3 separate regions of the Homo sapiens genome follow, and regions 1 and 2 are each linked to region 3. The links are chromatin contacts, found by Hi-C or POLR2A ChIA-PET in ENCODE. All regions are on one chromosome and are shown on one strand. The core of a region is the stretch at or near the end of the contact, and the rest is flanking DNA. Distances in the headings are between cores, read along the strand shown. Region 1 holds the start of KLHL20 (kelch like family member 20). Region 2 holds the start of RABGAP1L-DT (RABGAP1L divergent transcript). Region 3 holds the start of ACBD6 (acyl-CoA binding domain containing 6).

Region 1 (4,063 bases), core at 507-3,006, 6.8 Mb after region 3:
AAACAAATGTAAAAACCAAAGAAATAGAACTGGGATGATTTTGTATCATAAAGATTCTAGTCTCATTTGTTAGAACAAAATGAGAAAAAACATTATTAAATTCTAGGGTTGGGAGGGCCTATTTATTGTCTATATTTTCCCAGACATTGTTCTATTTTTCTATGGACTAAGTTATTATGTCTAATACCTATTTTAGTCCTTATACAATCTTCCCTACAATGCAGCTATTTTAATTAACAGAACAAATGTATGATTGAACATCAAGGAAATAACCAAAACCATAATTAGGCATGCAGTACAGTATATTATAAATAATTATGATTCTTACATGGGAACAGAATCCTCTACATTTTATAGGGAACTGAAGATTATAATAAATCCATATAGTATCATAATGAACTTAATGATTATTTACTGTAAAAAACATGAAAAAAGGAAAATTTAAGTGTTTAGCACTACATACAATCCACAGCACTTTTCAGAAACAACTTCTGTATTTTATTCTATTAAAAAGCTATTAATTCTTAATATTACTTTTGATTTATTGTAGAACAAGACTCATTAGTTCCAAGCAGAATTTAGTAAGATTGAAACTCTTTTTTAAAAATTTAAATTATTACATGCTGAATTTTAATCAGTGAAACCAAAGGTTTTCTTCCTAAATGCCTACCTGCGCATTGGCTTTCCTTCCATGCACCATGAAAAGTACCCTTCACCACACTCTAAAGCCGAACCTAAGACAACAGAAAAGCAGGAACTTAATAAAAGCTATTTCTGATCTTTACAGTAACAATCTTTATATAATCATTTCACTCATTTCGTCAGTTATCAAGAGTTTCATATCCTATTATACCACAGGCCTTCTGCAGATGCACAATAACTTAATCTAGTACATTTAAGATTACCATCCTTACTCTGCATGCTAAAACGATTAAAGTAAAGGTGAGGGAAAGTATGCTAAATAGTCCCGACTGTTAGGTCAGTCTTGTTTCTCTTCAAAAAGTGCTTGGAGATATTTAACTGTGATCTCGACATCAAGTATATTTACAGAACAAGCACCAGATACCCACAGCAGTACTAACCTGATAGATCACATAGGGTACACGAGGCTTTAATAACGAATCTGAAGATTGTTAACTTGTCCCGAAGTGACAGGAGGAGGAGGCGTCTGCATTTGCCTTTACAAACAACTCCGCTTCCGACAGTCCAGGGAGCTTGAACAGGGCAGGGAAAGTATGGCTCCAGACTAACACTCTTTACAAGCATTTCCTTCAGTCCCCGATACAATGTTCACTACCCACGTAGCAGGATTTCGCCAGGTCCCGAGGGTTAAATGGGGGCGCACGTACTTTCTTCCTTCCCTGAATTCCAAACACTGTCTGGGGAAGCTGTCCAGGATGCGAAACCCCAGCACCACCAGGCAGGACAAAGCCCGGGGCCTCCTCTGGCTCCCGAGATAGGCTGTCAGCCAGCGAGAGCGCACTCTGGCGCTCCGCGAGGCCCGGCCCCAGCGCCCCAACAGTCTCTTCTCGGCGCCGACTGACAGGCGACCGACCTGACCCCATGGGGCAGCTCAGCAACTTGGGACCACATATCTGCGAAGCGAGCCCTGGGGCGCTGTCCGCTGTCCCCTGCTCTAAGGTGACTGGCTCACTTACCGGCTCTGACACTTTCTTCTCTGCAGCAGCCTCCTCCGTCTACTCCGCCCTCCACTCCTCTCTGCCTCCTCCTCCACCGCCGCTAACGCAGGCAGGATGCCGCTCGTAGAGCTATTTCCTTTCCCTTCACCGGCCCATATCCAGAAGCAGGAAGTAGTCCTATTCTTAAATCGTTCCCGCAGGAACCCACATAATCCGCCAAGGGGTTCCGGTGCGGCTCCGGAAGTAGTCGTGCCCTTTGCTGGGGCATTCAGGTAACCTCAGAGGTTGTTTATCCTCGTGGGGGTTCCTTGTATCCCAAGAGTAACCATTTTTAGAATTCACTGCGGAACTGGCAGTATTTGAATACTGAAGCCTCCTCTTTTCTTCTTTGTTTTCGCCAGCAAAGGCAGTAAAGGGTAGTCACAGAAAGCTAAGAATTTGTATTTCTTTTTAGTTGGTGGGTCTCCTTTTGGCACAATGTTCCTAATTGTGGATTGAATTATTGCATGCACACATGGGTTGGCATGTATCTGTCAGGCCTCTACTATGTGCAAGGTGCAGAAGTTAGATAGACAGACCAGAGATAGACCTTATCCTCCAGATTTCCCACGGTCAAACTTTCAGGACACCAGGATTTTATCCAGGCTCTAAGGCTGTGTTAGTCTGCCCTTTCTACTTAGTATTCACCACCAGACACTTCACCAAACACATCTTCTGTGGATTCACTTTAATGTTAAGGAGGGAAGAGTATATTTTCTTAAAAAAATTTTTTTTCAGTAGCAAGCAGAGCCAAAAAAGTATATTTTTAAAATTATCTTTTCCTCCAGATTTTCCCATAGCACACAGCCACCTGATTTTTACCGTATATTAATATTTAGAAAACAAGTGATACAAGTGTAAGGTGGGGATTACAATTTCAGGAATATCAGAGAAAGACTGTTGCTGATTTCCTGGTAAGTATACTAGGCTAAGTATTAACCAGATTTTCTTTAGCTGTTCTTTATGTAGAATCTACACAGGTGTGTCCAGTTGTTTCTGAGGGGAAAGGATACCTCTTGTTAATTAGCTTGTAGTGGAAAATACATGGCCTTTAGATCCAGATATAGTGGCCCAGTGGATTCTTCTTGCCTGCTGCCCAGATACAGATGATTTATCAAGGTATAGGGATTGCAATGGAGAAAGAGTTTTACACAACATCGAGTGGAAAAATGGAAGAAGTTTTATTATTACTCAAATCAGTTATATTATTACTCAAATCGGCCTCCTGGAGCATTTGGGGGCTAGGTTTCTTTTCAAAGGTAGTCTGGGGAAAGGGGTAGGGGTGGCTAGGCAATGGGTGCTTGCTGCTGACTGGTGCAGTCATAGGGGTATGGGAGATGGTCCTCCTGCCTACTGAGTTGTTTCTGGGTGGAGCCACAGGAACAGTTGGTGGGTCCAGGTGGAGCCATCAGTAGTCAAACATGCAAAAAACTTAAAAATATACCCAAAAAGGCCAATCCTAGATTCTACAATAGTGATGTTATCTGTAGGAGTAATTGGGGAAGTTGCATATCTTGTGACCTCTGGAATAATGGCTGGCAATCACTTATGTCTACACTTAACAGAATTCAGGCTCATCTATCCCCGTTGTCTGGTGGTCTCTCATTAGCTTTACAAAGGCAATTGAGTTTTGGGGAAGGACTGTAATTATTTAAACTATTAAACTAAATGTCTCCCAAAGTTATCTTGGCTTAAGCCCAGGAATAATTAAGGACAGACTGAAAGCTAAAGGCAAGATGGGGTTTGGCTAGATCAGATCTCCTCCACTGCTATAATTTTCTCACTGATAGAATTTTTGCAAAGGGGGTTTCAGTTTGCAAAGGCGATTTCACGGATACACATAGGTACAAATCCTAGACCTGTAACTGACTAGCTTTGTGATCTTATTGAAAATTTTTACTGCATGTGTATATGTGATATATATACATATGCAGTAAAATGATTTCTTTTCCATATTTTAAAACTTTTCATAAATGGTATCAAAGCATATGTATTCTTTTGCAACTTCCATTTTCCACTCAACATTCTGTTTGTAAGATTTGTCCATGTTGATCAATGAAGGTCCAATTCAGTGATTCTCAAAGTGTTGTCCTGGACCAGCAGCATCAACATCACTTGGAAAATGCTAACCCTTGAGCCCCATTACAGACCTATTGAATCAAAAACTGAAGGTGGGCCCCAGTAATCTGTGTTCTAACAAGTTCTCCAGGTGATTATAGTGCATGGTAAAATTTGAGAACTACTGCACTAATTTATTTATTTTCACTGCTTTATAGTATTCTATTATATGAATATACCATAGATTTTTTAAAACATTTTTTTCTGCAGATGGATATTTTGACTATTTCCAGTTTTCTCCATTACAAACAGTGCTACAATGTAAA
Region 2 (4,572 bases), core at 1,477-3,976, 6.3 Mb after region 3:
GCCTGTAATCCCAGCACTTCGAGAGGCTGAGGCGCAAGGACTGCCTGAGGCCAGGAGTTGGAGACTAGCCTGAGCAACATGGTGAGACCCTTGACTCTACAAAAATAAAACAAAAAATTAGCCAGGTTTGGTGGCATGTGCCTGTGGTCCCAGCTACTCAGGAGGCTGAGGTGGGAGGATCTCTTGAGACCAGAACTTCGTGGCTGCAGTGAGCTAGGACTGAGCCACTGCACTCCAGCCTGGGCGCCAGAGCGAGACCTTGTCTCTTTAAAAGAAACAAACAAACTTCATCTATTTACAGTCACACTTTTTTAGGTTGGTTTGTATATTCACCATATGCCCCAATAGTACTGAGACTTACTAACTTGTTTCCAGCTTTCTAGAGGACAATGTAGGTTATATAATATGTTCACATATAAGCTCTACCCTATTTCATCTACTTCTCCCCATATGACTTACTAGTACACATCAGAGGCCGGGCGCTGTGGCTAACGCCTGTAATCCCAGCACTTTGGGAGGCTGAGGCGGGCAGATCACCTGAGGTCAGCAGTTCCACCAGCCTGACCAACATGGAGAAACCCAGTCTGTACTAAAAATACAAAATTAGCCAGGCGTGGCGGCGCATGCCTGTAGTCCCAGCTACACAAAAAGCTGAGGCAGGAGAATCGCTTGAACCCGGGAGGCGGAGGTTGTGGTGAGCCGAGATCGCGCTGTTGCACTCCAGCCTGGGCATCAAGAGCGAAACTTCGTCTCAAAAATAATAATAATAATAATAATAATAATAATAATAATACACATCAGAGCAAATGTAGGCTACATAATATGTTAAAATATAAACTCTGCCCTGCTTTATCTACTTCTCTCCAAATGAATAATACATAATATCAGCGCATTTATTGAACTGATTTAGTATAGACACCAGTCTAACTCAAAGTCTAGAGCTAACCCCTCAGGCAGGTGTACATTTAATACAATTTGATGATAATGTATACATAAAGTTCAACTAGTCTTTCTCCTTAGAAATCTCATTGTCAATTTCATAAGGGACGCTCTACTGAGAAAATGAATCACAGGCCAGTTTTCTAGTACTAGGAGCTTGTGAACCAGTATTTTCCATGAACAAAATCCACTTCCAATGTGATCACAAAAAGCAAACTTCACATCCGTATCTTCTGACATCATAACTAATGGATATTCTACGGAAGATGCCAAATATAAACACTACTGTAAGAAAAGTCAGAAGGTTTTCATGAAACTGTGTTTTCAGAATTTTAACAAGCAACTACTTACCTCCCACTATGCACGAGGAAATTTAAATGTATTAAAAATCCCTAAACCCCTCCAGTGCCAAAAATAAAGGCCTTAAAATCATTTTCCAAACTGCGCTGAAATCTGTCAGGCAAGCAAAAGTTCTCCTTACCATTAGTGTAATAAGGCTGGCATTTCAGTTTACTTGCATGAAACCAATTTTGCAAGTGACCACCCAAGTTTTGGTACATATTCTAATATAACCCTATCTGAGAGATCCAAGGACCTGGACACACTGCCTAGTATCTGAAACCCGTCAGTTCAGCTCCCATGCACCCGGCCACCTCCCGCTAGCCGGTGGCCCCTTTCCACATGCTGACGCACTGCCCAGCCCTGTACCGTTGGCGACCAGTGCAAAGTACTAGCCCAGTCTCAGAAACTTTGACTCAGTTATCAGGACACTGAGCACTCACAAGGTGGGTGGGGGTTGGGGGGAGGTGTTTGTCATGGCTCAGGAGGTCAACTTTGAAGCGGGGCATTCCCTACAGGTAGGGATCTGCCCGGAACGCATCCCATCCCAAACTGCAAAACCACAAGCATCAACAGCAGGAGCCGAGCAAAGTGCTCGGCGGAGGAAGAGGAAGGGCGAGGGAGAGAAATGGTCGAGTACAGAAGCCTGCGTGTGGGTAAGAAAATACCCTAACCACTCGCCCACCGGACGCAGGGCGGCTGGGACTGCGAATCCAGCAGCAGCCACAGCGTAGCAGCGGGCGGCAGCCGCCGAGGCAGCAATGTCAGGAGGGCACAGCTGGAGGAGGCGGCCGCCAAAGCCACTACCCCACCCCCAGGTAAGGGCGCCGACCCCGCCCGCCCTATCCGCGAGGAGCGGCCACCTGGGAGAACTGCGGTGTCCGGGAGGCGGCCGACAGTCCTGAACCCGCCCCCTACCCTCCTTACCGCGGTCCTCCCGCATCCCAGTCCTCGGCTGGGGCCCCATCTCGACCCTCCCCAGGCTCAGCCCGACGCCAACACACCCAGGCAGCCTCGGCCCGCGGATCCGGGCCGCCGGGCCGCCCTCGTGTCCCTAGGAGGCCGTCCTCGCCTCACCTCTTCACGTCTCCGCGGGCGCTGCCGAGACAACAACTCCTTCAGGCGCCCGCGTTCCACCCTCCACCTCGCGCTCTGAAGCCGGGCCGGTCCCGTTCGCTCCGCCACCGCTGGAGCCCGAGGAGGGCGGAGGGAACTGAGAGGGGAGGGGAGAAGGGCCGCCTGGCAGGAAGAGGCGAGGGAGGGGGCGGGCCGAGAAGGAGGGGAGGAGGCGGTGGCGGCGGGTCGGAAGCGCGCTCGTCCAGGCCCCTCTGCGCGGCGTGCGCGCTCCTGATGTCGGAGGCGCCCACTCTGCCGGGCGGCGGCGGCGCACACGCGCGTGCACGTCGCTGCGTGGCCGCGGTTGCGCCGGGAGCGGAGGAGTGAGGTCCTGACAGAACCAGAGCTGTTAGAGCAGGGACGCGCGAAAGGCGGGAGTACGGGCGGCGCTGGAGAACCTCCGCGGCGGAGGGGCCTGGGGGTGGGACCGCGCCCGCGAGCCCGCCCTGACCGGGGTGCGTTCTACTGGCAGTTGCTGAGTTCGGAAGATTAACTCTGAATGTGGAGAGATTATTTTCTTGCTCGTAAACCTGGTTTACATATTTTCATTCTTAATGCTCAGTAATCTTAAGGAAAGTCACCTGAAAGAATACTTTTTCACCAAGTACTCTTCTGCGCCTGTTTGAAGGTGTCTGTGTGCTTGTGAAGCGCTCCCTTGTTAGTTCCTTCTGTGAGACTCGGGGGAGACTGAAGAGGGAAATCACCTGCGGGGAATGAACAGGAAAGCAATAAGTAAGCACCATTACGTATTATATGAAGAAAATGTGCCCTCATTTGCACCTTTTTATCCTTTGGGGTAAAAGATGTTGAGGTACAAACTAGGTAGAGGTAGAATAAACCAACGCTTTTTCGCTACGAAGATTGTACTGATCCTTGAATTGTGGACATCCTTCTTCTAGATCCTGCAACCAGAAATGACCTGTAAATTTTCCGAATCTCCTTAGCACTTTGTTCTGTAGTTTTGTGGCACCTAACATGTCAGGCTTATCCAGGTTGCCCTGTGCAGCATTTTATCCCACTAGACAACCGCTGTGAACCTGTATCATTCATTTGTATCTTACACTGTGCACCCTGCCTAACTCATAGGAAGCACTCAATGAATGTGATTGCATGGATAAGTGAATATAGTGTCCAGTGATTGCAGCCATAGAATGACTTTAGTTTAAATATCTCCCTTCTATCCCACTTCAATTCCCCTGCCCTCATTTTCCCACCCATATTTAAAAGCTACTCTGAGAAACGTGACATTTGTCCAAAGGGCCCTCCCTGACAAATTCCTTCCCCCCACACCCCCGCTTTTCCTGATGTTAATGTCTATAGATGCTGAGACATATCAAGAGTGTTGTAACTATTTTTTTGTTTCCCCTACCTTCTGGGCTGCTTCCCTTATTAACTTCTGTATCTCAGGAGCCTACCTAGCCCTGGGCCTGACAATAAATGCTGAAAGTTTTTATTATATTTAATAAAGTTAGGGTTAGAATAACATAAATCATCTGTTGATTTCCTGAGATGTACAGGAACTATTAATAAATCTGCCAACCAGTAAGTACTAAGCCTCTACTAAATAAAGTACTAGTAAATTTACACTGCGCGCCATGAGGAAATCAACAGTTGACAAAGCCGCAGTTTCTGCCTTCAGGTATCTTCTAACTGGAGTGAAGCTTTTTGACAAAAAAGGACAATGGATGTGGTAATTATGGGCATTCAATAGGTAACTTAGCTAAAAAAGAATTTAAAAAAAAAATGGCAAGTCCAAAACAAGTTTAGTGTTCCCCAAATTCAGTTCCATATGTCTTTGAAAGCAATAGTGGACACCACTGGCCACTGCGAGTTAATTCTTCTATTTAAGTGGAGCATGCTATCTTCATGTGCCAACTTGCTATAAGGAAAAGAAAAATCCTGTCCCATGGCCACATGTAACACCTCTCATCAACAGGGGTCATTCTTTAAAACTGAACTTTTCCTCACAGTACAACATAGATAAGAGACAAGTCATGAGAGAACCTAGATAAAAGACAATTAAGGTGATCTGATGCAAACTCATCCTTACCACCAGAAAAACAATTCTAAGCACATGCCAAAAAATTATTAACAGATCTTCAGGCTTTTAGTCGAGAAACTAAAAGGAATAAAAAATTAATAACAAAGCATTCTTCATGTGGTATGTGCTGCTCACTT
Region 3 (4,119 bases), core at 85-2,584:
GAGAAAAGCAGATAATCTCCAAAGATGCCAAAAAAGCCGTTGATAATATTCAATTCTCACTTTAATAAAAATTCTAGAAACAAAGATATAAAAGTCCATGTTATATCTCCTTCAGTCTACTTGTCGGGTTCATCATCCATTATTACCCCACATGAAAGCTAACTTCTTTTTCCTTGCTCCTCCATTTGCTAGCTGTGTAGCCTTTGACAAGTTACTTAACCACTCTGTGCTGATTTCCTATGTGTAGTAAAATAAGAGTACCTACCTTATGTTGTAATGATCAAGTCCTCAATACATTATTCTTAATCACTTTTTAATTGCAAGAATTTGGTCATTAAACATCCCTTTGACTGGATTGCGAGCACCTTGACAGCAGGGACTAACAGTGGAACTTTCTGGAGACTTAAGGAATGTCTGTTGAATCCTGATGCAAGCTTTCTCACCTTCCTGTGTTCTCTCATTGCTTCCTCATCCTGTCCAGCCGTCCGTCCACCCGTCGCAAGCCTAACCCCAGTCAATAACCACTGTTTACAACACTTTCTTTGTACCCTTCTTATAGTGCTTATTACATTGTTTTGAATACTAAATGAATATATAGTGCGTCGTTGTGTTTAACATTTAGGACATAACCACTCATAATGTTACAGTTAAAAAAATAGTTTTGTGCATTCCTCTAGGGCCGAACTGTGCCGTACTTCTGGTTTCACTGTACAGTGTCTACAAAGCACAGTGTCAAAGACAGAGCTCGGGATGAGAACTGGGCTAAGGCGCGCCCCGAACTCCCCAAACCCTATTATTCAGGGCCCGGAGAGGTGCGGGCTCCGAAGGTGTGGAGAGCGAAACACGCAGAGCAGTGATTCCACTCATCAGTCACACAGTAAGACGGGACAGCCCCATCTCGCAGTTTTTCATTATTCAACACAGAGCCCAACGCGCACGCAACAGATCCGCGCGCAGGGCTGTTTGGAGGCGCTTGGGGCGCACAATCTGGGGCAGGCGGAACCTTAGTCCTCAGCCTCGCGTTTCCCGCGACTCCGCTCTCACCGCTACACTACCACACAAACGGCCTCCTTCCCCCACCCCCGGGGGCCCATCCCGGTGGCGGGCTCCGGAGCTCGGGACTGCTAATTTCAGCGAAACGATTAAAAGACGCCCCTACAGCTGACGGCACTTTCTCTCCTCCGGCAGGGAAGGACGTCCAGCGTAGCGTCGCCCGCGCTTCCCCGCCGGCGCAGAGCAGGCCTCACAGAATCGCACGCCGCTGGCACGCACGCCGCCCCGCCCCCACGGCCCAGCGCCAGCCGCGCCCCGCGCTCGCACGCATCCCGGCCTCACTGCCCCTCGACTCCTGTTCCGTTGGAGGGGCCTGAGGCGAGCCTGAGCGCGCTGTTGGCCGGAGGGAAGCCGGAGGAGACCGGGTCGACTGGGCAGAGCGGCAGAGGGTCGAGGAGCCTGCTCTGCACGCCCAGGGAGTAGAAGTGGGCAGGGAGCAGGGTCACGTGAGGGAGCGCGCCGCGACTGAGCTTGGGTCCGACTGGAGCTCAGGCTCGCGACCCAGACTGGTGGGCCAGGCCTCCAAGCCGGCCTTACACCCAATCCAAGGAGGACAGACCGGACACAGAGGGACGGAGCGAGCAAGGAGACATGGCTTCATCATTCCTGCCCGCGGGGGCCATCACCGGCGACAGCGGTGGAGAGCTGAGCTCAGGGGACGACTCCGGGGAGGTGGAGTTCCCCCATAGCCCTGAGATCGAGGAGACCAGTTGCCTGGCCGAGCTGTTTGAGAAGGCTGCCGCGCACCTGCAAGGCCTGATTCAGGTGGCCAGCAGGGAGCAGCTCTTGTACCTGTATGCCAGGTACAAACAGGTAAAGTAGCAGGGAGAGGGTGGATGGGGGAGAAAGACACGGAGCCTTCTTCCTCAACAACTGATAGCAAGCATGTATGGTTAATAGCTAGGTGTAATGAAGCTTGTGTATGTGTATTTTGTTTTGTTTTTTTTTTTTTGACCATCTGCTGGGGATGAGCATCATCCTGAACGTGGAAAAGATGTTTGCTTTCTTAGGAGTGATGTTTATTTAGCTGGACACTGGACATTGTTTTTGTGTTTTTTTCTCTGACTTATTCAGTGATCTTGCATTTTACCAGCCCAAGAACCTTTACAAAATGAGGATAAAATAAGATATATCATTCATTTACTCTTTCCCAGAGGGCCACATGGAAGTAAATACGGTAAAGTTAATAAAACTATATAGAGATCCAAAAAGATAATAGGATTGTAATAATGTGATGCAGGGCTGGGCGTGGTTGCTCACGGCTGTAATCCCAGCACTTTGGGAGGCCGAGGCGGGAGGATCACCTGAGGTCGGGAGTTGGAGACCAGCCTGACCAACATGGAGAAACCCCGTCTCTACTAAGTTAGCCGAGCGTGGTGGCGCATGCCTGTAATCCCAGCTACTCGGGAGGCTGAGGAGGCGGAGGTTGCGGTGAGCGAAGATTGTGCGCCATTGCACTCCAGCCTGGGCAACAAGAGCGAAGAAACTCCACCTCAAATAATAATAATAATAATAATGTGATGCAATGCAAAATGCAGTATTACAACTTTTATTGTGATTTTTATAAAATCCTAAATATCTTTGATTTATGTTTTCGTTGAGTATGTCTTCCTTTCTGTTTGATACAATCTAAAAATTTTAGAGCTATGAACACCAGAGGAAATAATGCCCTTCTTTTACAGTAAAGGAAACTGAAGGCCATAGAGAGTAGGCACCTTTCCTAGGGTCATACAAATACATCAGTCAGAACTGGATTGTAGCTCCTGACTCAGTCTAAGGCTGTGAACTTTACCTGGAAATAGGGAGGTGTATAGACACGTTTAATTTATAATTCAGGGTGACATTGGTTGGTACCAGAAGGAAAATAATTGCTTTATCATAAGCAACATATATTTGTTCAGCAGCTTTTATGTGCAAGACACTTGGGTATAATGCCTACAGAGAATGCAGAGAAGCAAAAACATCATGACACTTTGCAGAGAAGCAAAAACATCATGACACTCACTTTTTTTTTTTTTTTTTTTTTTTACAGAGGGTCTGGGTTTCACCACATTTCCCAGGCTGGTCTTGAACTCCTGAGCTCAGACGATCCACCTGCCCAAAGTGCTGGGATTACAGGCATGAGCCACTGCACCTGGCTGACACTTTTTTTTTTTTTTTTTTGAGATGGAGTTTTGCTCCTGTTGCCCAGGCTGGAGTGCAGTGGCTGGATCTTAGCTCACTGCAACCTCTACCTCCCCGGTTCAAGCGATTGTCCTGTCCCAGCCTCCCGAGTAGCTGGGATTACAGGTGCCTGCCGCCATGCCCAACTAATTTCTTGTATTTTTAGAAGAGACGGGGTTTCATCATGTTCGCCAGGCTGGTCTTGAACTCCTGACCTTAGGTGATCTGCCTGCCTTGGCCTCCCAAAGTGCTGGGATTACAGGTGTGAGCCACCACGCCCCGCCAACATTTGCTTTAAGAGACTTAAAGTACTTGAGGAGTCTAGGTTTGAACATACCTGAAAAATTGCTGACAAGAGTTAAATAACAGTTCAGGAAAATTACAGCTCTTTGAAACACTAGAGGAAAGGAAATTCTGGATAATAGCCTATTTTGTTTTATTAAAAATGTGTAAACTTTTTTTCTTTTTGCCTCTTGACATAGTTACGTATTTTCCCCTGTATTTGTTAAAGGAAAAATAAGTTGGGGGAGAGGTCCTGCTGTGTTCTTTTTTTTTTTTTTTTAACTAAAAAAGTTTTTTTAGAGACAGGATCTTGTTTCGTTGCTCAGGCTGGAGGGCAGTTACACACTCATAGCTCACTGCAGCCTTGAAGCTTCTGGCTTCAAGCGATCCTCCTGCTTACGCCTCCTGAAGTACTGTTATTACAGACATGATCCCGCATGCCCAGCCCCACTGTGTTCTTAAACTGGATGTACTGAGTAAAAATGAACCTTGTTTTGAAGGTTGATGGTCATTATTATGAATATCAGTTAATGTGACCTGAGAGAGAAAGCTGTAGGAACAAATGGTATAAATTATAGTGTCGAATGAAAATTACCTCCAAATTGGCCTTGGAATTAGCTT

What was found. Hi-C counts contacts between places; a loop is a spot of excess contacts on that map. ChIA-PET counts read pairs that join two places held with the same protein, here RNA polymerase II (POLR2A). Pooled maps may share reads with other maps.
Region 1: a loop to region 3 is called in a pooled map, with 19 times the contacts of the local background. The contact joins the promoter of KLHL20 here to the promoter of ACBD6 in region 3. A Hi-C loop is called at or near these places in 2 of 50 pooled maps. POLR2A ChIA-PET finds 5 or more read pairs at or near these places in 2 of 52 experiments (GM12878 and OCI-LY7).
Region 2: a loop to region 3 is called in a map of naive thymus-derived CD4-positive, alpha-beta T cell, with 24 times the contacts of the local background. The contact joins the promoter of RABGAP1L-DT here to the promoter of ACBD6 in region 3. A Hi-C loop is called at or near these places in 1 of 168 maps with a recorded cell type or tissue (naive thymus-derived CD4-positive, alpha-beta T cell) and 4 of 50 pooled maps. POLR2A ChIA-PET finds 5 or more read pairs at or near these places in 1 of 52 experiments (activated CD4-positive, alpha-beta T cell).

What each region holds. Positions count from the first base shown.
Region 1 is chr1:173,712,674-173,716,736 of GRCh38, reverse strand. It overlaps KLHL20 (kelch like family member 20), which reads right to left and starts at 1,756. Exons shown (of 12, transcript NM_014458.4): 1 at 1,659-1,756; 2 at 671-734. The coding sequence starts at 693. It also overlaps a transcript of ANKRD45 not described here. RefSeq lists enhancers at 1,213-1,582, 1,663-1,852.
Region 2 is chr1:174,157,441-174,162,012 of GRCh38, reverse strand. RABGAP1L-DT (RABGAP1L divergent transcript) reads left to right here and starts at 2,726. Exons shown (of 4, transcript NR_121197.1): 1 at 2,726-2,849; 2 at 3,023-3,126. RABGAP1L (RAB GTPase activating protein 1 like) reads right to left here and starts at 2,493. Exons shown (of 26, transcript NM_001366446.1): 1 at 2,356-2,493. RefSeq lists silencers at 2,088-2,267, 2,388-2,787.
Region 3 is chr1:180,499,792-180,503,910 of GRCh38, reverse strand. It overlaps ACBD6 (acyl-CoA binding domain containing 6), which reads left to right and starts at 1,334. Exons shown (of 8, transcript NM_032360.4): 1 at 1,334-1,866. The coding sequence starts at 1,645. RefSeq lists a silencer at 1,267-1,366 and enhancers at 1,577-1,766, 1,288-1,788, 1,896-2,411, 2,412-2,927.